3 separate regions of the Mus musculus genome follow, and regions 1 and 2 are each linked to region 3. The links are chromatin loops, found by intact Hi-C in ENCODE. Cell type or tissue: heart. All regions are shown on one strand. Region 1 holds the start of Mir341 (microRNA 341). Region 2 overlaps Wdr25 (WD repeat domain 25). Region 3 overlaps Wdr25 (WD repeat domain 25).

Region 1 (8,000 bases), 710 kb before region 3:
CTTCACTCTTCCCTTGGGTTTCCTGGGCTCCTGGCCACTTCGCACTGCCTGCAAGCCCTCTCCTTCATCTTTCATTCCTCACTTTGGAAAGCAGACACTGGACAGCTCCGACCCTCAGCCACTCGCCCGCCGCAGCTCCTGCTGCACTGCAGCACAGTCTCTGTGGGAGAGGTGCAGCCTGAAGCCACCCGGGACACTGTCGCCCCCCGCCCGCCCGCCTGCCCGCCCGCCCGCCCGCCCGCCCGCCTGCCTGCCTGCGTCCTCTGCATCTGCTGCAATTAAAAGCGCTGCCGCAGAAATCCAAAGCGTAGGTCCCTCTTCGTGTCTCCCCCCTCCTCATTTGGGAACGCAAAAACTGTAGCCCAGGCAGCCCCCTTGTGGCACTTGGGGGCGCCACAGACTCTTGGCTGCTGTTTAAAGATTTCAGACCATTTCCACTGCACCGTGAGTTGGCACAAATCTTAAGTGGCCCAACTTCTATCGGATGCAGAACTCTGCTTTCTGCTCCTTTTTAAGAGTCCCCTCTCCACTCCTCTATCCCCATCCACATCTCCCTCTGAAGGAAGGGAAGTTGCCAGAGTTATCCTGTTGAATACAGCTCTGACAAGCAGACAGGTGTCTGGCAACCGTAGCAATAACCAGGAAAGTTTCTGGGAGAAGGCTGTCTCTTTGAAGGATGTTTGGTTCCCCTCTCTTATCACACAGGAATGGGATTGTCTCTCAGAAGGTTCAGTTTCCATTTCTCTCTCACAGATGGCAACTTGAGATGAGAGGAAGGTCAGGGTCTAAGTTTGTGTTTGAGGAGGTGGTCGGGGGCTCTCCCACCATAAAGGGGTCAGTATAGGGCACATCCCTAGTGTGAGGGGCTTGCCTTAGGAGGTCTCTGTTCCCAGCTTTAAGCCCCAGATGCTCAGAGGTGACACTTTTCATCGAAAAGTTCACCAGAGCCCTGGAAAATTCTGAGCACTCTAGACTGCAGTCAATACACAGAGACCCTAGCCCCCCACTAACTCTATTTATAATTTAATTACAGATGAATAGGGCCCTCTCTGCATCAGGTTAATAATGTCATTTTCATAAGCCTCCGCTAATAGGTAGGTGCCTACACCTAATTTTGACCCTGCCCTTCAAAGGGATTGGGCCACAAAATAGCTGAGATCTCAAGGACTTCTGGGAGGTGCTTATAACTAGTCAATCCATCCTTTGCCCACCCACACCACTCGGCACAGCCTTGCTAGGCAGTCTTCAGCAGCAGGGTGTGGTGGGGAGCCTCGGAGAGCCTTGGGTTTCATCCTGGCCCAACCTCACACCAGCTGGGAGACTGTGAGTATTGGACTTCTTTGCTTTTCTGTGCCATGGTGTCTTCACCAATCCAATGGAGATCATGAGACTTTTCCTCTTTGTGAAATTTCCCATGTGAGTTCTGGACAGACAGCCCACCCAGCTCAGGGCTTCAACTAGGGTGACTTGAATCCCGACTGCCATCACCCACCCTGATTGCATTGGTGTGTGGCAAAGTATTTCCTGTTTGTTTTCTCATAAGAATGATTGCAGTTCGAAGACAGGAAGCCGACTGACCGACCGACCGATCGACCGACCGACTGACTGACAGACCGAGCGATCGGCCGACCGGCCAACTGACATCATCATTTTAACCCTAACCTCACCCTAGTGATCTAGGAGGTAAGAGTGTTGCAGTGTCTGGTGTGAATGAGTGGAGAGTTAGCCATTTCCCAGAGGCTATACCATGCCCTAAGCATGCTGCCTCCTTATCTTAGCTGTCACTTCAAGGGAGAGACAGGGAAGGAATATCTCTGTATGTGTCTCTCTGCTTTATAAACCCAAATGCTTGTTATAAACCATGCAAATGCTAGTAAATGCAGATGTGGGCTCTGCAGGGCTTTCTGCTGCCTGCCACATCTCCCACATCTCCTGTGAGTTCCTCAGGCTAAGAGCTGCCTCCGGGCTGGCTTGATTTGTGTGATTAAGCCTGCAGAGGGGACTCTGCCAGGAGATGTTGTAGCGTGTATGCAGCATGGAGCTTTGAAAAGCCAGACTGTTGTCTCTCTTATGACACTTGTTACATGTCACCCTCCTCCTGGATCCCACTGGCGACTCCACGAGCGTTTATAAAGTGTCTGGTGGAGGCTAAGCTACTCTCATCTGCTTCAGTCCTCACTTCAAGCCGGTGAGAGAAAAACTCTCATCTTCATTTCACAGGGAAAGCCCGAGACTCTGAAAACTAAAGGGAATTGTGTGGCCTCACGGCTACAGAGGGAGAGTCAAGCTTAGCTGTGCAGCTTGAGAGCCCCCTGGCTCTACTGCAGCTGCTCTTGTAGCTCCCACTTCTGCAGGTCAAACGGAGCTGGCCAGGCAGCCACTGCTCAGTCAGGAAAAAGAAAAAAAAATAGAAAACAGGGGGCTTTGCATTCAGAGGCTTCTCCCTAGCAACTGGTGAAGGGGCAGAGAGACAGAGAGAGAGAGAGAGAGAGGGAGAGAGGGTCTCAGAGCTGATTAAGAGCTAGAGACAGAGCAGCTGCCCCCCCTCCCCTAAGGGGAGCACCACGCCCTCCCCTGGGCTGCTGGAAGAACAGCAGGGCAAAAGGCTCAGTAACCAATGGCAAGAGAGCATAGGAGAAGCACCCCCAGACAGGTGGAAGAGGCCCCAAATTTATTCTCAGGGTGGGTGGGGGTTTTGCTATTGACGACAGCACAGAGAGGACCCTGAAGAGAGGGAGCTTGCCTCCTCTAAAGACCTGAGGGCCGAGACATAAGCAGGCTGCTGTTGGAGCTGCGGAGGCTGATGTAAAAGACAGGGGAGGGCTGAGAGGAGCGTCTCAGTACGTGAGCCCCCAAGCAAGCGGCTGGGGAGAGAGAGCTCACTGCTACTGGAGGCACCCGAGCAGAGAGGCAGGCCGGTAGGTGATGGGGAAGCTGCAGCAGGTTTCTCTAGCTGGCTAGCAGCCCAAAGGGACAGGCTTTTGAGAAGCAGCCCCAGTGCCCAGTCGGGAGCCAACAAGTGGGGCTGGCTGGAGGGTACCTGGCAGGGGTCAGGACAAGGATGGGTGGCCTTTGCCGTGACCCTCACCAGAGGTTAAATGGCAATGGCACCCTGATTGGTAGCGTAGTACCACTGAGGCACTGAGGGAGAAGCACTGTGATTGGGGGAGAGTGCTTTGGGAGAGTGGGGGTTGGTGGGAGCTGTCCAACTCCTCCTTAAGGGAGGGCCAGCTGGAGCAGCTAAGAGTCTTCTCTGGCTGATTTCAGGAGTGCTAGCCTGAATCATCTGTAAGGTAACAGTCTGGTAAAGTGGGTGGGGGGCATAGAAAAAGGGTCTGTCTGGTTGAGGTATCAGCTGGTCATAGAAAAAGCAGGCTACTTTTCTGGAGGCTAGATGCTAGCCACAGAGTCAGAGGGCTGCATGACCTGAATAGGGTGGGAGGCTTGGAAAAGCACCCTACCTAGTGGGAAGACTCAGGAGCCTGGGCACTGATGGCTGTGGCTGAAATGCTAGCCTATTAATGGGGGTTTCACTGGGGGCTTTTAGCAGATATACCCCTCAACCAGACACACCTGTGCTGTGTAGTTTCTATGGGAGACTCTTGTCATTGCTCCTGGGCTTGTACTCAGTATATGTGGAGTATGTGTGAGTGTGTACTTTCAGGGGCCAGCTGTGAAGGTGGCTGGGGTTTCTTGTCTATGAAATAATCAGGATGACCTGACCTGATGAAGCCTTGAGAAGGGCATATCCCAATGGAGAAAAAATATCTCCAAAACGGCAGGAAAGGAAATGCTAATGATAGAATTGTTTGAGAAAAGTTCCCCTGGTTTCTGCCTGTGACTGTCCAGTTCTTGACAACAGGATCTGGGGGCCTCAAGGTCGGTCGGCTGCTCTGACCCGCCAAGTGGGGGCAGCATCGTGTTGCAGGTCAGAGAGCCAGTGTCCACAAGATTGCCTGGCTGCTTCTGGGTTAAGGTTGCTGGGGAGGCAGCCTGGACCCCCAGAGCTTTGGCGTTTGGGTGGTTTTATTGCTGGTGCTGTTGTGATGTTGTTTTGTGATTAAAGGATTTGTTGAGAGCTCTGGATGTGGGCATTTGACATTTGGCAATGTGACAATCATACGTGTCACTAACCTTGCTGTTTTTATGTGGGGAGAGGGTCCAGGGGGCCCAGCGTGTGTGTGTGTATGTGTGTGTGCACGTGCTTGCATGCACAAGTGCGTTGACACACACTCTCACAGGTTTGTGATTAAATATTTCTGGTTAAAGGTGACTGAAGACCCTGCCGGGCTCAGATTGGATTCCCTGTGAATTTGGAAAGCCACCCAAAGTCCAGCCCAGGAGCTGGGGTCACAGGGCAGCAAGCCCTTTAGCCCCTGCTGGGAAGGGAGGGAACACTCCACCTCTGATAACTCCTGTTGCTCAAGGCAGGGGATGAAATACAGGCTTGAGGGAGTTGAGAAATGGGTTTCTGTGGCAGGGTCGCACATGGAGGAACCATCTGCCTGACCAGTGAAGAAAGAAAACATTGAAGAGAGAGAGAGAGAGGCGCCTTTGTGCAGGCAAACAAGGAGGGTCCCTTCTGTGTAAGGGGCGACAGGCAAGTTGCACTTCCCCTGAACGCACAGCACACAGACGGCTTAGTGAGTCAGGCCAGGCGTTTCTGTACCACTGAGCAGCTAAGCTTTCTGGGGGTCATCTGGAGACCACCCCCACTATTTCTCGGGAGTCATTCATGCTGAAGGCAGTGAAATAAGAGCCTCTAAATGCTTCCTGTGCGCAATCTGATTTCTTTTATTTATTTATATGAAAATAAGATTCACTCCCTACCAAATTACAGGGGAACCCAATTAAAAGCAGTAGGGTAGCTGGGCCGACCCCCAGGCGTTTGAGGAAGAACAGGGGTACCTTGGGAGGGTCTAAAAGGGGTCAGGGCTTGGGTAGGGGAGCCGGGGGCGTTATTCATCCTGGAGGCTTTTTGTTTTGCGTCTGTCAGTCATGTTCTCTGAAAAGGCAGAGCTGCCTTGAAGAGGGAGGGAATGGGTGGTACCTGGCTGGGCTGGGCTGGGTCGGGTCGCGCCGGGCTGGGCCAGGCTGGGTTGGGCTGGGCTAGGGAAGCTTGGATTTTACTGAGTACCCTGCCTGTGTTCCTATGCCAGATGACTTATATGAGTTATTTTTCTCAGAGACATCTCAATGGGCCTGTGTGAGAGATTCTGGATTTTTAAAGAAAAATGAAAGGAAGGAACCAAAACACAGAGACACTCCTGGGCTACCTAAGGACACACAGCTAGAGACCATGCAGTATCTGGATGGGAGTTAAGATGGCTACTTATGATTGACAAGCCTACTCCCACACTAAAAAGGAAAGGGTACCGACGCCATCTCACCCTACACACACATGCCACGTCCTTTGACCCTAGAGGCAAGGCCGACTCAAAGACACAAATGTCCACTCTCAGACCTGTATGTTTTATAACTGATTTGTCACAGCTCTTTCCCTATCCTGTATCCTGGGACGAGAGGGCAAGGAGCAAGCTGAGAGATTATAGTCACATTGTAAAATTAATCACAACTATGAGGTGCATGTGTGTACAGGTGTGTGCACAGGAGTGTGTCATTCCATGTGTAGTATTACGGCGATATGCAGACTCACCAGCAACACGCAGCAGGCGACATGGCCCTCTGCTTAGAGGGGCGGTCTCCGAAGTAAGTGTCGGGAAAACACAAAAGGGTCTTCTGGAAGGGGCAAAAGAACATGGTGATTAACCTCTGACCCATTTTGTTAATTACACTGGGCGGGGAGGGGGGACAGGGGGAATAGCCTTAGAATAGGAAATCCTATAAGCAAGGCATTGCAGTTCAAGACCATGGACTGGGAAATTTTGGACACAGGGTGGGGCACACGCCTAACTATGGGGGTGCTATCAGGAGATGGGTGTCAAGCTTATTCTTCAGCTTAAGCACAGTGTGTCCAGTGGGGGGAAAGGCGTGGGGTGGGGAGTATTAGGAGGGTACAAGCCGTTGAACACCGGACTTTTGTATCAGGCTTTTTTCCTTTCCCCTTGGACTTAATCCCAGAAGCTCTGGGAAGTCAGCGAAAGGGCTAGAAGGCTACACGGGAGCAAACTGGTATTTTAGAAAGATTTCTCAGTGAAAACAAATCTGTGCAAACCATTTACTCAGCTAGCCCACCGCTAAGGGGCTGGGATAAACAGAGGGATGTGTTCACCAGGCTAGCTACCAGAATGTTCTCTGTGGTGCCATCAGCAATGGCATAAAATGAAAACAGCTTAGCTCTCTTTAATCGGCCATCAGTTGAGCTGGATCACATTAATTAAAATGTGGGTGTGTGTGGTGTGCCCTCCTCGCTGATCCTTGCAGAGAACACTTTTATGGATGTATTTATGGTTTTATTTTTTAAATACCATATTGAACAAACAGGAACCCTGACCTGCCCTGATGAGAAGGATGTTCACCAGGCTTCTATCTGCACGCACTCTCCAGGAAGGGAACAGGACAGCTGGCATTTTCAATAACAGAACAGGGTGTTGCATACGTACACCGGAATATTAAACAGCTCTTAAAAAGAGGGAAATGCGCAAACCTATTGTCTTTTAATGGACGTCTGGATTTTACAATGGACCAGATTAATCATGATCTTTTGTTCCAAGACAGTTTCCCATCGTTGGTCCGAGGCACAGTGCCTTTCATTCCGCTAACGTATGCATTCATATATTCATTTGTAATAATGTCATAAGGGCTCGGGAGCTCTCTCCCCAGATCCAAGGCACTCAGCAATTACTTACACCTGCCAGGATAAAGGACCCCAGATTTCAGGGTGGCAGTAAGATGCTTAAATCACCTCCCGTGTATACAGAATCCGAGGTGCTGGGTGTCATCAGAAAGGCAATGGATCTTTGTTATGGCCAAGCAATTCTGGAGGGGAGGAAAACAAGCTGATACAAAATGCTAAAGGAAGAACGCTAGCTCTGAAACAGCCTCCGCACGAAAGAAAAAAAGTCAGGGACTCTGGAAAGGTGTGTTTATAGAGGTGTGCAAATGTACAGAAAAATGCAGGAGCCCAGGAGGACCACAGCAGCTAAATTGAGGAGGGGGCTATAGATGAGGGAGGGGCTCAGTCCTACAACCACATGGACTTTTACCAACCACCAAATTAATTAGCAGTACTTTTGCTGTACAATTACAATAAATATTTTGCATGGGGTTTTTTTTTTAATGGCTCTTTGTTATGGTTGTTGTTTATTCTTTTGGAGGATTTTACTGGCCAAACAACAAACAAACAAACAAATAAACAAGCAAAGGGAATAATCAAAAAACAAATTCGATTAAAGTTGTGGGTGCCCAAAACAAATTCTCAGCACAAAGGGACTCAAAAGGGGAGTCAAGGTTTATATTTTTTTCTCTTCCTTTTTTTTTTTTTTTAAATTTAATTTTTATTTTCTGTGCTTCTGCGCTGACGCCGCAGTCCGCTCAGCCTGTCAGTGACATGCAGCTAGCAGGTGTGAGCCTAGGCTGTGATTTCACTTCCAATCCGACCCTCAACGTCTGCAATGTACCCATGGGGGAACATTTTCCTCTTTGGTCCTTAAGAGGCCCAGAAAGCTAATGCGCTGGCCCGTGTTCTAGGGGATTAGCTGTATGGAATGGGAACTCCAGGGGAATGTGACTTGAGATAGATGCTGGCACAGGGGACACGGTCCTCTAGAGAAATAAACACAGAAGTGGTATGTGTCTCAACTGTGCAGCCTGCTTGCTGGTAACGAGCCGAGGCCATGCTACGTGCCCTGACAGCTTGACTCTTGAGCAACCCACACTATTACTGTGTACCTTCAGGGTCTAACGCAGAGGGTCCTGGCATCAGCATCACTAAATCATCCAAGTAGCGCACTGCACACTGGACTCCTCAGAAGACCCCTTTCTCTTCAAGGTACCCCAAGTCTGGCTTGCATCCTGAGCTTCAGACCTAGCTAGTGAGT
Region 2 (8,000 bases), 91 kb before region 3:
AGGATCTTTCCATCAGTCTTGACTAGAGCCATTCGTTATTCCTGGAAGTTGTACTCTCCCACAGCCTACTATGTGCTTAGCACAATGGTAGGTTCTAGGAATATAGCAGCAGAGAGGCCAATTAATCCCTGCCTTGGGCAAGGCTCCCTTCTCCTGGGACCCTCCAGTTTACAGGCAAAGGGCTGTGGGGACAAAAGCCAGGCTGGAGGCCCACAAGGCCAAGAGCCACCATAACCTCACGTTGGGGCATGTGCCCCAGGGGACCTTGCACATGGCCCCAGAAGGGGTCAAGAAGCCAATTCAAGAAGTCAAAATGTCCCTTTAAACACTTAAGAAAGAAAGACTGTAGAACAAGCATGAAATATTGATGATCCGTGTCAAAGCAGCACCAGGGTGAGCTGAGCAAAAGTGAGCTGGCCTGTCAGAGCTGATATCAGCGGGAGAATCCTGGAGCGGGCGGATGTCGGAGGTTCAGAGGAGCAGAAGGGGCCTGCAGCAGAGACATAGCAAATCTGAATGCATCACAGCTGTCTTCTCAAGAGTAGAGCAGGAGTCAGATGCAAAGGCGCTCAGCCCCCTCTCTGCCCGGCATCAATGCACAGGAAGGGAAAGGAAGTGGGCCAGAATGCAGCTGCCTTAGTTCTGGAAGACACTCGTCCTAGATTCTCCAGGGCTGCTCTAGTTCCCAACCCAGACCTGCCTTGGTTGCTCAGCAACTTGCTGAGGCAGGGGTTCCATCGTCCATCCTTGCAAAAAGACAATCTGCTAAGTATGGGATATGACTTCTAAGCTTCCACTGGGACTTTCTTAACAAATCTTATAAAAACTAACTTGGGAGGGAAGGAGTTGCTTTGATGACTTTTTCTAACTTTTGCCTCAAAACACAATGACCTTGACGGTGAGTAGAATCATGGGACACAGTGTGGTGGGCCCAGATAGCTGGGTCTGTGTCTCAGTTTTCTGTCAACTCTAAGGCTCCCACACCATGCAGGGCTTAGAGCCAGGATATTATCCAGTCAGACTAGAAACCAGGAGGCTAGTAGCTGCTCTCCCACCAGAAGCAGGAGCTGGAGAGCCCAGTGTTAGCCAAGAACTAAAGCCTGGTTCACACAGTCCTTCACCTCACACAAGTTCTCCTTGGTGCCCACCCAGTCACCATTCTAAACTGCAAAGTGTCTGTCTTCATATCCCATTGTGGAAGAGTCCTTGTCCTCGACACTGACCCCAGAGCAGCCGCTAGCCAGGCCGCCTGGCCCTGCATACCTGCTCTGCTTCAGGCTCATTGGAAGATAAAGTGTAGAGCAGCAGAGATGACCGGACCTGGGAATGAAGAAGCCCACGGGTGTACCCGGAGGTCAGATGCTGCCACAGACCCCGAGGAAGACCACAGATGGTACAGATGCACTGAGAAGCAGGCCCACTGGGCTCACATGAGAGAAGTCGGTTCAGGAGGTTCAGAGGTCCTTCCAGGCTGGCTTCTCAAAGGTTTCCACTCCCATCTCCTCCTGCACGCTCTGGAGCCTGCTGACATGCAGAACCCACCACACGAGGCAAAATCTACATCCCAATGAGGGTTGTATCTCTTCTCCATGGGGCAAACTTGAGAGTCCTGCTCTGTCGACACCCTCCCTGTCTCCCCCTGCCACCCTGATGGGGTACTGCATCACAGCAGGTCTGCCTGGAAGGGGATGGGGGTGTACCTAAGAGAAGCACCCACAGCATCATGAAGGGCAGACTAAGGACACCTGAGTTCCAGACCACAGCCCTCTCAGAGCAGATGCCAAGGAGGAAGTAGTCACAGAACGTGGCCCCAGCAGCAGCCGGCCAGCCTGGTGTGGCTGGCTCATGTGGAGTTCATCCCGCACATGCCAGGAGCAAAGCCAGGCACTTTGCCACGATGAGGTGGACTCCAGTCAGCCAGCCATGGCACAGAGATAAGCCAAGAAACGGAGGAAGACAGCCAAGCAGCCCATTTCCCGTAATGAACTGGGCCTGCCTACACGAAGTCAGAATCCCAAAGTTTGACATTTTGTTGAGTTTACGAATTCAGAAAGCCTACTGGCTAGCATGGAGCACTGTTCATCAGACCCTGTGCCTGAAGCCCTCAGGTGAGGCTGCTGACCTGCAGTGGCCCAGCAATCATGGGCTTGAGACCCTTAATCCTGATGGCAGAAGCCTGCTCCTTGCCTGCAAAACACTGGCTTCCTTTGACTCAAAATTTGAGTTAATTAGCCTTGAGCTTGAGGACCCAAATCTCTTGCGTGGGAAAGCTCTGAGAGCAAAGATGCCACTGCTGCGCACTGCAGGACAGAGCAGACCTTAATTGTCCACTGAGAGAGAACAAGAAGAATGACCCAAACATTGCTAGCTGAGAACCATCTGGAAAAAAAAAATCCTCTGAGGAAGTAGTGTCTGTGGGAATGCATGGGCAGGGCCAGGGGCAAGGGCCACGTTGTTAGAGGCTCACAAAGATCAGGCTCAACAATGATCAGAGTCAGGCCTCTCTATACCCAGGGTCAGCCAGACTGCTTTGCATTTGAGGCTCCACAGGCTGCATATGTAGTCTCAACTCTGTCACTGTAGTACAAAAGTAGCCACACAGGGGACATAAATGAATGATTATGGCTGTGTTCAAATAAAACCTTATTTACAAAATAATAGGTGAGCTAAAGAAGCCCTTTTTTTTTTTCTGATTCCTTCTATATAGAAACCTACCAGATGCTGTTATGGACACAGGGACTAAGGCAGGAACAAGTGACAAGACACACTAAGGCAAAAGGATGGCACTGAACCCTCATAAGCTCCATTAAAACAGCAGCAGCAGCAGCAGGCAGCAGTAACAACAACACAGATTCAAGAAAAGTAAGAACAAACCGACTCTGTGTCAAAAAAAGGGACTAGGAGGAGCTGGGGAGCACGGGCAGCAAACAGCAAGCGTCACTCTGTCCCTCTGGCTGGCTAACTGGCCCCTCCCCTGAGTTGCCTGTCATAAGAAGACACACTGCTATTCCATGAGCACTCCTTTCCTAGGGAGTGACACGGGGAATCTCATCTTGACCGTGAGCCAAGGCCTGTGTCCCTCCGCCTCCAACTGTAGTGCCCACTGCAGCCTCACTGTGACAGTCAGGAAAGGACCACACTGCTGGCCATGCGAGGCTGAAGCCAGCTTGGCCTACTGCGGGCTTCAGCACCATGGACAGAGCCTCTGCAGGCGGGGCGATAGGCGGTGCTGTCAAAACAGGCAAATGCGTTGTCCCCGAGAACCCCACCGATGCAAACAGACCCAGTGTGTCCCACTCTGTGTGACCCCGTGTGGGAGGACTGTTGGTAAAGAGGAAGTGAAAACAAACAGTGCATAGATCCCTTCACCCACATTATTAGCTTGGGAGAGACTCGCAAACGTGCCGATAGCAACAGCAGCAACATCTGCTTCTAATTGCTTCTCCCCAGAACTCGTCAGCTGGCGTCTGCCCCGGGAGGAAAGCTGGTATTTTCAACAAACTCTTAAATCAGATGGCATCCATAGTGAGTAATTTCTTACGTGTTTAAACTTTGAGGCCAGAAACACAGAGTGTACCTTTGCAGAAGAGCTGGGCCATAAGGTGGTCCCACACCAAGGGTCTGCTTACAAGGTTTCTTTTGTGTGTTTTCAAGACAGGGTTTTTCTGTGTAGCCCTGGATGTCCTGGAACTCACTCTGTAGACCAGGCTGGTCTTGAATTCAGAGGTCCACGGGCCTCTGCTACCTGGGTGCTGGGATTAAAGGCGTGTGCCAACACACCAGGCCACAAGTTTTTGATTTACATATCACGATCAAATGTTTTCTTCTATTTATTATGTATTTGTGTCTTAAACAGAAAATGTTCCGGTGCTTTCAAAAATTCCACTATGCCCATTAGTTTATTTGTAATATTCCTCCTTCCCAACTATTTTTGCAAAAAAAGTTTCTTTTGCAAAAGCAAAGGGGTGTTTTGAAAGTGTATGGATCTATGCTGCCACTTAGGAAGTATCTCAAGAAAGAGACCCATCACATCCCCTGAGGCCAGGATCTCTGTAGGTTCTGCTCAGAAGCCCATGATCCTGGCACAGGCTGCACCACCTTCCTGGAATGCTAGCTTGGTACACAGTATGGACATGGATGTAGATAGATCCTGGCCATTGAAGACTCTGATGCATGTCCAGTCTCCCTAACTGACAAGGATGCCTTTGGGTGTGTCTCCCTAGTGCTGCAGAGCCAACAGCACGGGTCCCTTCATGATGAAATGCAAGAGGATACTCCCTGCTGCCCCATACCTCTTCCTTCCCTATCAGCTTCCATGCAAGTGGAACAGGGCACAGGAATGTCTCAGACTGTGCCTGTATGTGCCTAAGAAGGGACAGTAGCCTGGGGCCAACACCTCCTCCAGGAAGCCCTGTCATAACAAGCTGAAAGCATTGTGCCGCTCTCCAATGCACGTGTGCACACACAGAATGCTCTCTGCACCAGAGTGTCTATCTTCTGGAGAGTTCCAGGCAGAATCATCTTCTACATACAGTGAAGTACTCAACAAATCTTCCTGGTGATACTCTGCATAGACTTGTACCTGGGATGTTTTAATGTGTCACAACTCAAAATTACTCTCTAAAACCTCTAAAAATGATGCTTAGCCTCATTAAATATGAAGGCCAAACAGTTCTGCCTCAAATATAGAGGTATTGCCTTGTCCCTACTTATTGACCTTATGAAGGAAAATTCTCTCATAGAAAGGCTGGCCTGGCCTGCACTGAGTACACAGCTTAGTCAGTTAGAGTGCTTGCCCTGGCTGCATTCCTCCCTTAGCTCATTTCCAGAACCCATTGCAAAGGTCAGGGGAAGTGGCATGAGATCGCACTCTCACTGCTGGGGAGGCAGGTCGATCCCTGCAGTGCTCTGGCTAGCCAGCCTCCCCTCATCAGCAAGGCCCAGGTCCCAGTGAGCTATGTCTCAAAACACAACAGACAGCTCCTGAAGAACCCAAGACTGATCTCTGTTCTATATGTGTGTGCATGAAGACACACACACACACACACACACACACACACAGAGACACACAGACACACACACACTCCCCACACATGAAAGGACAGCCTGAGAAGAAGGGTGTCACCTTGCCAGTCCTCATGTCCCAAGCTTTGATTTCAGAGCTGAAGCCGCCACATAAAAAGACGTTGTGGTCTTTTGGATGAAATTTCAAGGTGGTGACTCTGAAGTCACTCTGACCACTAAACACTTGGGTTCCTGAAACACAGACAGACAAGAAAAAGTGAGAAAAATGTTCATGTCACAAGTATTTTAAAGGGGAAATGTTCACACGCCACCATGGCCCTATGCGGTCCAGTATAGACCCCCTAGAGACACAGGAGGGATGGCAGCTTGCTTCTACTTCCTGTCAAATCCACCAAGACTCAGGGCTAGATCCTAGAACTCTGCCTTTCCCACATTCTGTGAGAGTTGTTTGTATCATCTCATTTAAACCATACACCAACTAATCCCAACATGGCTGAGAGCAGGCTCAGGGAGGTTCAGAGAGTTTTTCAGGTCGCATAGGTGATACAGGAGATTGTTTACTCGGGAGTCTAGAATCTAAACCCAGAGTTGGTTGGCATTTATTCCAGGATCAGTCTTCCAATCCTTATAAAATTGAAGACAGATTTGTTACAGAGTGCAGCAGGTGTGGGTGACCTGACATGCTGGGCCACAAATGGCAGTGGCCCGCACAGCAGCCCAGCACAGAATGGACATCAGGAGTGGCTCACTGGGGTCTCGCTGGCTCTGCAGGACTTGAGACAGCCCTGGCCATTTTTCATATTATCATACACAGTTGTCAAGTCCCTGTGTACACTGTGGTAACTATCTGGCACACACAGACACATATGGTGTGGAAAACAGCTGTCACTACGGTTTCCTCGAGGCGAGTAATAGAAGCTTTAGAAGTGTCCATCATTCAAGGACAGTTAAAGCCAGCACTCCCCCCACTGCACAGTATGACTTGTGTACCCCACAACACTGGTGAGACTCTCATCTTTCACACGGCATTTGCCCAAACCCGCACCAAGAAATCAGACTAGCTCTGAGAGGCACCACACAGGGAAGCACCTGGGTCTGTCTCCTGACATGTCACTAGGGGCCAGGTTTACACACCAGGGACAGCACCTGCCACCTGCCAAAAACATGGAGGAGGCTTCCCTCAAAGAAAGCGTAAGGACTTTCTCAGCCAGAAGGGAAATCTTGAGTGCCTTTGGCTACCAGGGCTCCTCCACCGAATCAGGGAGGTGGCAAAGCAGAACACATGACGGTCAGGAAGACGCTTGCCATGCAAGCGTGAGGACCTGAGTTTGACCTCAAAGCCCACATAAAAAACGGGTTTTAGGCTTCTTCTTCTGGGTCAAAGCCATGGCGGTGGCAAATTCAAGTCCAGTCAATCCAGTGGTCTTCTCTGATGTCATTGGCGGCCAGATGAGGAAGTTGGTCCCATGAAGATCGAGCTCTTTGCAGACGTGATGCCTAAGACGGCAGAGAACTTTAGGCAATTCTGCACCAGAGAGTTCAGAAAAGATGGTGTTCTGATAGGATACAAAGAGAGCACCTTTCACAGGGTCATAAAGGATTTCATGATTCAGGGTGGAGACTTTGTTAGTGGCCGTGGTACTGGAGTTGCCAGTATTTACAGGGGTCCATTTGCAGATGAAAATTTTAAACTTAGACACTCAGCTCCAGACCTGCTTTCCATGGCAAACAGTGGTCCCAGTACAAATGGCTGCCAGTTCTTTATCACGTGTTCTAAGTGTGATTGGCTGGATGGAAAGCACGTGGTGTTTGGGAAAATCACTGATGGACTTGTAGTGACGAGGAAGATTGAGAATGTTCACAGGCCCCAACAATAACTAAGCCCAAACTGCCAGTGTGGGGAAATGTAATCTAGACAAGATGGAACCAGGTCCTCTGCTGTTTGGGTGTGACATTCTTCCTCGAGTCTGACAAGCTGGACTGGCCTCTGTTTGCTTCCCTGTCTCCACAGTATGCAATCTGGGACCTGGCAGTATCACAGATCAAAACCAATAATCCTGTTTAAATTTTGAACTGTAAATAAGGGATTTTTTTAAATGCAAAAAAACAAAAACAAAAACTGGGTTTGGTGGTGCATGCTTGCAACCCCAATACCAATAGGGAAGAGAAGTAGAGACAGCAGATCCCTAAAGCCCGCCTGCCAGACAGCGTCACCTAATCCCAGTGAGAGAGACCCCGTCTCACTAGCTTGACCACCAGCTTCCTGTGCCTGGACATAAGCAGGTACCTGCAAACACACAGCTGGTGTCAAAGACAGTGATGCAATGTCAGGACAGCGTGCTCTTGCCTAAGCCCTGCAAGGCTGTGTTTGTTCATTCTGGGCAGGAAGGACTCCCTGATGACTTCCTCTGTCTGCTGACCCCATGCACTGAGGAAGAACTCGGCCAGCTCCAGCTTGTCCGGTAAGGAAATGAAACTCATCAATCATGGCTTATGAGAGTCACGGAGGGATAGCTGCAATAGCCAGAGCCACAGTCGTCAAGCCTGCTCGTCCCCGTTCAGGACCTCGGCAGGCATCACTGTCATGAAGTGGTCTGTAGATTTGGGACAAAATGCACCAAGGTGCCAGCATCGCATCACCACGGGTTTTAAAGACTTCTTCTCTTTTTCGATTGTGTATTTCTGCGTGTGCTTGTTTGAGTGTATGCCATGGGCATGCAGGAACCAGCACAGGCCAGGAGAGAGAGGTGAGTTCCCTGTAGCTCTGTAGCTCTAGGCCTGACATGGGTGCTGGTCCTCTGAACTAACAGTATGTTCTTTTAACCACTGGACAAGCTCTGCAGTCCCATTGTCAGCATATTAAAAACAAACAAAAAAAAAAAACCAAAAAAACAAAAACAAAAATAGGATATCTTACAAAGTAAGGCAAAATAAAACAACCATTTTTAAATACATCTTAATATGCCACGTGTACT
Region 3 (8,000 bases):
CACTAGACTGTCTCAACTCCTAAGTGTGCCAATTTTGCAATCTGCATTTTTCAATTACATTAAAAGCATTTTTCCAAATTGCTCTATTCTCCCCTTAATGACACGGGATGAGATTGGCTGAGACGCGCTCCCCGAGGAGAGGGCCAGCACCTTCATGCCTGGCACCGCTTGCACATGAGCTGCCCTGGGTGCACAAAACTGGTCAAGTTCAACCACAAAGGCTCCCAGAAAGCAGAAAGCACACAGGGCTAGCCACTGCACTGCTTTCAGTCAGCTCATGTTGGTTCTGAGAGCCTCAAGCTCGTGAAGTAAAGGGAACCAGAAGCATCTCCAGTATTGGCCCTGAACTCATCTCGGCTTTCACTAGAGGGAAGAGGGCGTCAGAGACACTTCACCTCCCACGAAAAAGGAAGTTCCAGCCCAGAAGCTGCCAACTCTTCCCAGAGGCTCTGCAGCCTGGCTACTGACACCTAAGCCACCGCAGGACAACACGGGGACTCTCAACCTTCCCAGGAAGGTGAGAGGGAAGAGAGGGGCAAGCAGACTCCAGAACTGCGTGCCCCAGGGCACCTCCTGCTCTCCCTTGGTCTCCGCCACCTGAAGAAGGACCAGATGATCTCTCCATGTGCCGGCGTGTGTGCATGTTAACACACACACCAAATTCTCCCCTCGCCTTCACCTAATTACCCTCCATGCACTCACTGTTAATCATTCACTCCCCAAATACCAGACACCCACCACCACAACCCGCCCCTCCTACCCAGCTGCGCCTCTCATTTCCAACAGATCTGCCTCGTGCTCGGAATAAATTGCCAATCATCTGCATAATGCTCCCGAGCTCCTTCCTCCACGCACCAAATCACTTCTCAACCTCATTTCGTAAAAATCCATCAAGAGTAATTCTTTCAAAACTGAACTAAACCCTCGCTCTGGCACTTGGATCCATAAATTCCTTGTCTTTGAATGTGAAATATATCACTTTTTACAAAGCACATCCAAGATACCCTAATATAATCAGATCCACTAACAATGATAAATCAGCGAGATCCTGTAATATATAAAAATGCAAATCCAAGCCACCGTGGAAATCATCTCTGCTCCCCCTGCCCTTAACAAAGCCCAAGTAGTGAGGCTGAAGAGAGCCTGGGCCCATCTGGGAGAAAGCGCTGCTTTTCAACTGGGCATTTCCAGAGGTGGAGGAGGAACAGCTTGCCTGTTTGGCTCAGTCTCTGTAGCCTATTGCCCGCCCCATGTTGCCTGCTGTGTAACTGGGAACAAGTTTCAGCTCTGTGGTAAAGTGTGTTAAAAGCTGTGCCTAGCAGCATGTGGTGGACCCGGTGCAGCTGCTGACGCCCTGCTCCCTCATGTGCTCCTGGTCACCACAGGGCCGGTGATCAGCACAAGAAAGCACCAGCTGGGGTCACCTGCCTCCATCGCAGAGCCTTCAGCTACCTCCGAAGGCAGCTTGCCTGAGGGAGGCAGCATAGCTCCCTCCTGGGTCCCCTAAGAGGTTGCTTCCCCAGCGCTGCTGAGGCTTGACTTTGGACTCAAGCAACCGTCCACCATCCAGTGGCCAGTGTGAGCGCCTGGCAACTGGGCCGTCCTCAGCAGGACCTGGCGGATGCACAAAGCACTCCAAAGGACGACAAAGGCAGCTCAGTAGCATTGATCTCAGAAACTCCATGCATTTTAAAGGGATTTATCTCAGGAACACTGAGGATGAAACTCTTTAAAAATCCATATGTACAAAAACAGACTATGAAGAGATTCACAAAAGCAGAACTACATTAAGTCAGAAGACTCTAACTGAGGTGTTTTTTGCACATTTATGTTTTAACCAATCAATATGGGTACAAGGGGGGAAATTCTCGCTTATGCCAGGGACTGGACTAGATCATTTCTTCCCATATCTGTGGCAACAGTCCTCATTGATGGCCATTCTCTCTCCTTTACCGTGATACCTGGGGATCAGAGAGACCAAGTAATCGTATGCAAAGTCCCGGCAGCACTGAGCAGCAGTAGAGTCACGCACCAAAGGCCGGCCAGTGTAAGGTTCCATTTCCCACACACAGGCCTTCTGCCGGCCGACAGTGCAAAGCCCATCTTCACTACATTAAGCAGCAGAAAAGATGGCATTTATGCACAGTGTGATCACGGCAGGACTACTTGCTTTAAAATGGACTCCAGAAGCTACAGGAAACAGCACAGGAGAGACGAGGGAAAGTGTGAGGAAAGGGACAGTCAGAAAGCTGTTTGTGGACAGTTTTTCACTGGGGACTTTGTTTGGGGGAGCGGGGATGGAACCCCAGGTCCTCTGCCTGCAGGGCAGACATTCCACCTCTGAGCTATACACCCAGCCCCACAAACAATACAAAAGACAATCTGGTGGAGGGCAAGATAGCAATGACCAGCTGGCCAGTGTCAACATGCGGGATGCAGCAGCCAGACCGGGGCGGCCTAGAGATGCGCCATGACCAGGACAGTACAAGCACTGATGTCTCCTTCGCATCTCATTTATCTGAGTCAGTCAAGTTTCCCCAGTAAGCGTCAGTTTGGCTTTTTAAAAATATGTTACAGAAGCTTGCTATTTGTTATTGAAGAAAAATCTAGAATAAAGCAAATTAACAACACGCAGCTCACAAGCTTTATGTACAGACCTGCCTAAGTAAGAACTCGTCCCCACAGCAGGAAGCACGCTGGTGCAGCAGGGAGTCCCCTGGGGGGCCTGGTCCAGCCTCTGCATGGGCAGCCAGACAAGGCTGTCTGTTTGCCTTTTTCCCTCAGAAAAGGCATCAAAGGCTGAATTCCACCTTTACGTGCAGTGGGTGTTCAAACATGCAGAGCCCAGGGAGTTCACGGAGAAATGAAAAGAGAGCATAAAGGTGTCTGTGCTGGGACTACAGCCAGGAAAGCCTCGAGCTCACGGAGGAGGGCAGGAGGGTCACCGCCTGCGACAGCGGAGCAGCGCTTCAGGGCCTGTGACTCATTGTTTTATTTTACTTAATTGCTTTGGCTGTAAATTTTTCAAAACTAATATAAGCACATTTTACAGCTCACAGAACATTTAGAGCATATTAAAATACATATCTTTCCACCGTAATGTGCCTAGCTGAAATGTGTGCCTCCAAAGCCGAGCTTTAAGGCAACGAAAGACCGGCACTTGGCTCCTCACATCAGTCAGATGAACGGAGCTGGCTTGCTCCAGATCAGAGAAAAATCATCTCAGTAAATGTTACAAGGAGTCAAGGATTCTACCACATTCTAGAAGCTTGGATGGGCAAAAGATAGCAAGTCTTACTGTGCCCCCTAGAGGTGAGCAGGATTTTTGCATGTGCACACACAAACCCTCTTAAATCAAAGCAGTGAAATCCAAAAAATGTCTTTAAACCTTCATTGATCACTTAACAGGGACCAAATCTCATGCCAGATGCTACAAAGAATATAAAAATGGGTCTGGTGTGACTTCTGCATTCACAAAGCTTACCGCCTGTTGAACATCTCAGATACAGTAAGCCACCGCTGGCAGGGACGGGAGCAAAGCCCCAGCACCCTGAGTGACAGGAGCACATGCCAGGTCCCACCCAGTTGTTCACATCCTGAGTGCCAGCACCCAGGCCAGGAAGACCAAGCACACACATAATACCTCCACCTCACAGGAATACTGGGGCTTGGTTTATAACCACAGGCATCTCTGACATCAGGGAGGGAAAAGCAGCCACCACTCAGCAGGCCACATACCAACCTGCAGGCCTAGGGTAGGACTTCCAACCTCAGGTGCACACCTGAGCCCTCCATGCCCTAACCCATCTTCCCACCACAGCTTATTGGTTCCTACTACTCATTCTGCATTCCGAACTTACTGAGAGTCCCACTTACACAAAATGATTTTCCAAACAACCCTAATCACTAAAACTATGAGACATCTTATTAAAGCCTCTGCTCGGGTTCCAGCTTGATAGTCACCCCTGGCTTATAGAAACCTGAATTTTCATAAAGATCAGGAGACTCTGCTCCTAGCATGCATGGTCAGTACTGACAACAACTCAACTATAGCAAGTGTCTTTGCCCGAAGCCATCCTTTGGATGTACTGGGGAACTAGACAGGGGCGTAGAGCACTCCCTCAAGCTTCCTGGCAGCCAAGGAGTCTCACACTAGCATCACCACCTCCGGCCCACACGCCTCCTGGGACAGGCCACACATCAGCATCCCACACACAGCCCTAAACGCAGGCTTCTCGTCATCCCAGGCAGCCCAACTGCGACCTCTTCTGGCCGTGAAGTGTCACACCAGTCCTGGCACACTTTTCTTCACCACACCCAGAGCCAAGGTGCCAACTCACTCTTTCTTAAAAAACAACATGGAGCATAGTGGCACTTGCCTTTCTCTTAGCACTCTGAAGGAAGAGAGAGGCAGGTCTTTATGGGGTCGTGACTAGCTTGATCTTCATAATGAATAACAAGGCAGCCAGGGCTACCTAGTGAGATACTATCCTAAAGAAAACAATCTTTGGGGTGAGCAAAATGGCTTATCAAGTAAAGGCACTTGCCACTGAGCCCAATCCCCAACAGTGACATAGTGGAAGAAGAACTGGCACCCCCCAAAGTTGTCCTCTGACCTCCACACATGTACCATAGCACACATGTGTCCCCCAAACACACATATAAAAAGTAAACAATTTTTAAAAATAAAGTCATCATGGTCAACCTGAAAAGTGCTTGCTTTACAAGCAGGAGGACAGGAATTCAACTCCCAAAACTCATGTGAAAAGGCTAGGCACAGTCATATAATCCTGGAACCCCAGCTTTGGGGAAACAGGCAGGCAGATCCTGGGATATGCCAGCTGGCCAACCTAGTCTATCTTAAAAAGAACAACTGAGGAACAATATCCAAAGCTGCCCTCTGTCCTCCACCTACAAACACACACACACACACACACACACACGTACTCTCACACACACGTACACATACACGTACTCTCACACACACACACATACTCACTCACACACACATACAATATCATCATGGGGTTAGGAATAGCTCAGTGATAGAGGGTTCACTTTTACACACAAGGTCCTGAACTCAAGCCCCCAGCAAAAACAAAAACAAACAAACAGCAGAAGGATACTCATAGTATGTCTTCAGGAAACTGAAGCCTCTTGTCAGTAATGATGACCCAGGGTGGGCAAGCTGCTCAGTTCTACCAATGGGGCCTTCAGGTAAAGAGCAGCTCCACTGGGCTCAGGTCTAGCTCTTCCCATCAGTGCACAGGGAGTTGGCAGGAGGCACTCACGAGGAGACACCTGACCTCTCCATGAGGCAGCATCATAGGTTAAAGACATGATCACCACGGCAACCTCTCCCACCTTCTTGCTCAATAGTCCCCCACATCTGCCAGGCTGCCCTCCCCTCTCTAGTGGCCAAGAGAAAGGACTGTATAACCTATTCTAGAACTACAGCTAAGTTCCCACGAGGAGCCATGAGCTCACTTGATACTGTAGACACAGAATATGTAGGTATTCGTGCTATTAGAGAACCTTCAGGCCTTCCTTGCCAAGGGCATTAAGCATCAGGAAAGCCTACCTACTGTAAAGCAAACCCCTCCACCCTGTGAGCATTGCCCCACCATTAGTCCTGAGGGGCTGGAGAAGGAACCCAGGCAACATCCAGGCTCATCTAGAAGGCAGGGACCTCTACATTCAAACATTGGACAGTGCACAGGGAACTGTGGGAAGAGGGAAGGCTAAGTATGAACACAGCTTGGGGGGGGGGGTGTCCCGACAGGAAAGACATGACCCATCTGGCTCGACGTAGCTCTTGCTCCTGGCACACTGCCCAACCTAAGACCACAGAATAGATAAACACTCTTCATCGGCCCTGTTCTGAGCTGGGTCTTGACTGTTCAGTAGAAACTGGCCAAGCAAGAAGCAAAGGGAAAGGAACCTGAAGACCGGACAGAGGAGGAAATAATTTCAGCAATCAGGTGAGCTCAAAGTCAGGGTGTCCTGTGTACTCCAGAGCCAGCCAGACACTGCTAGGAGCCTGGGCCCAACTGAAACCCTCAGACAGGCCTCTGGGCATCAGGCTCTCAAAACTCTGGGTCAGTCCAGGATTGCCATGAGCCACCCAGACCACTGAACGTCCCTCACATAGATTACACAGCCCAACACCACAGAAGCACCAAAGCCTGGCTCAAAGAATTGAAGAGAACATATCAGCCTTGCTAGAGCCAAACAGGAGTCTCTGCATGGTCTGTAAATGTCTGTCTACACCCACAGACCTAGCTCACTTCTAAGCATTTGGGTCTTCTCTTCCCACCAAAATGCCTTCTGGTACTGGTAGGTTGGGGCTCAAAACATAGTTGTCAGAGGACAACTTTGGCTGCTTTTCTTTTTTTTTTTTTTAATTTTATTTATTTCTGTTTCACAATTTCTATTTCACATGCATTGATGTTTTGCTTGCATATATTGTCTGTCTGTCTGGAAGTATCAGATCCACTAGAACTGGAGCTAAAGACAGCTGTGATCGGTCATGTGTCTGCTGGGAATTGAACCTTTTAGTCCTGGTCTGGGCTTACTTTGTAGACCAGGCTGGCCTCAAGCTCACAGAGATCCTCCTGCCTCAGTGTTTTTAGCCCCTGATCTGCTGAGCCATCACTCCAGCCCCTAGCTGTTGTTCTTCAGTTATGCTAGATTGCTTTATGTCAACTTGACACAAGCAGAGTCATTTGAAAGGAGGGAACCTCAACAGAGAAAATCCTCCATAAGGTCAAGCTGTAAGTATCATTGGAGGCATTTTCTTAACTAGTGACTGATGGTGGAGGCCAAGTCCATAGCCTGCATCATCTGCTGCCTCCAGGTTCCTGCCCTGTCTTCCTCTGATGACGGACTACTATGTAGAAGTATAAGCCAAATAACCCTTTCCTCCCCAACTTGCTTTTGGTATTTCATCAAAGCAAAAGTAATTCTAACTAGGACAGGCACCAGCCTTGTTTTTTAAGACTGAGTCTCTCACAGAGCCTGTATTTCACCAATACAGGTGAGCTAACCTGGCTGACCAGAGAACCTGAAGGACCCACCTCTTTCCACCTACCTAGACTAGGTTTACAAGTAGGCACCCATCTTTTTGTGAGGAGGGGTTGAGACAGGGTTTCTCTGTGTAACAAGCTCTAGTTGTTCTGGACTTGCTTTGTAGACCAGGCTGGCCTCAAGTTCACAGAGATCCCCTTGCCTCTGCCTCCTGAGTTCTGGGTAAAGGTATGCACCACCAGGCCCTGCTTACCCACCCGCCCTTCATGTGTATTCTGAGAATCAAGTGCTTGTGATCACAAGAACTTTACTAAATGAACCACCTCCCCAGCCTACACTACATGCTTTTGAAAACACATTTCTCAAGTGATCATGTGACACAGGTATAAGTGTCCCTTTCAAAGACAAGATATCAGACTCAGAGGGAGACCCACTTAGGCCAGAGGCCAGCTACCCTGTACAGGCTGTGGGAAGCCATTCTCTTCCAAGGAGAAGTAAGAAGAGGCATCACAGCTTATTAGCAAAAGATTAAGAGAGGCAGTATTCAGGGCCGGGAGCACTGGGGAAGATGTGATTTTACTACAGCCCCTATAGCTTATTTGCTCCATACATCTCAGGCTTATTTATTCTGCTGGCTATAAGTTGCAGTTACAAGCTGCAGTTAAATTTATTGCATGGTGGTACATATCTTTCATCCCAGCACTTATAGAAAGCAGAGGCAGGCAGATCTCTTTACCTTTGAGGCAAGTCTGGTCTACATAGTGAGTTCCAGGCCAGTCAGGGCTAGCCACACAATGAGAGCCTGTCAAAAAACAAACAAACAAACAAACAAACAAACTGTATCCCACTGAAAACAGATGTCTAATTTCTCTGACCTCACAGGCAATAGAACATCTAACTCTTCTACATCTCTTTTCTCTCTCTCTCTCTCTCTCTCTCTCTCTCTCTCTCTCTCTTTCTCTCTCTCTCTCTCA

The links. Peaks named below come from ENCODE experiments on the same cell type or tissue, not always from the same donor. Only the 100,000 strongest peaks of a DNase experiment are listed, where the experiment ranks them.
Region 1: it touches region 3 in a loop (3-fold over the local background); 9 of 42 quality-filtered maps call a loop at or near these places.
Region 2: a loop joins it to region 3, with 2.3 times the contacts of the local background. A loop is called at or near these places in 2 of 42 quality-filtered maps.

What each region holds. Positions count from the first base shown.
Region 1 is chr12:109,605,153-109,613,152 of GRCm38, reverse strand. Rian (RNA imprinted and accumulated in nucleus) reads right to left here. Exons shown (of 21, transcript NR_028261.1): 2 at 6,812-6,939. Mir341 (microRNA 341) reads right to left here and starts at 1,653; the gene lies at 1,558-1,653. It overlaps Mir1188 (microRNA 1188), which reads right to left and starts at 1,331; the gene lies at 1,212-1,331. In heart, a CTCF peak has its summit at 3,900; no DNase peak of the experiment used is centred here; H3K4me3 peaks cover 568 bases; H3K27ac peaks cover 416 bases.
Region 2 is chr12:108,990,063-108,998,062 of GRCm38, reverse strand. It overlaps Wdr25 (WD repeat domain 25), which reads right to left. Exons shown (of 7, transcript NM_177602.3): 4 at 5,126-5,256. It also overlaps the pseudogene Gm18405. Among named protein-coding and RNA genes, the nearest start is that of Gm52002, 51 kb to the left of the region's middle. In heart, a CTCF peak has its summit at 1,648; DNase peaks (open chromatin) are centred at 3,182 and 7,452; H3K4me3 peaks cover 323 bases.
Region 3 is chr12:108,899,367-108,907,366 of GRCm38, reverse strand. All of the region lies in intron 2 of Wdr25 (WD repeat domain 25), which reads right to left. Among named protein-coding and RNA genes, the nearest start is that of Wdr25, 9.1 kb to the right of the region's middle. In heart, CTCF peaks have their summits at 3,315 (motif pointing left) and 4,273 (motif pointing left); a DNase peak (open chromatin) is centred at 4,206; H3K27me3 peaks cover 1,141 bases.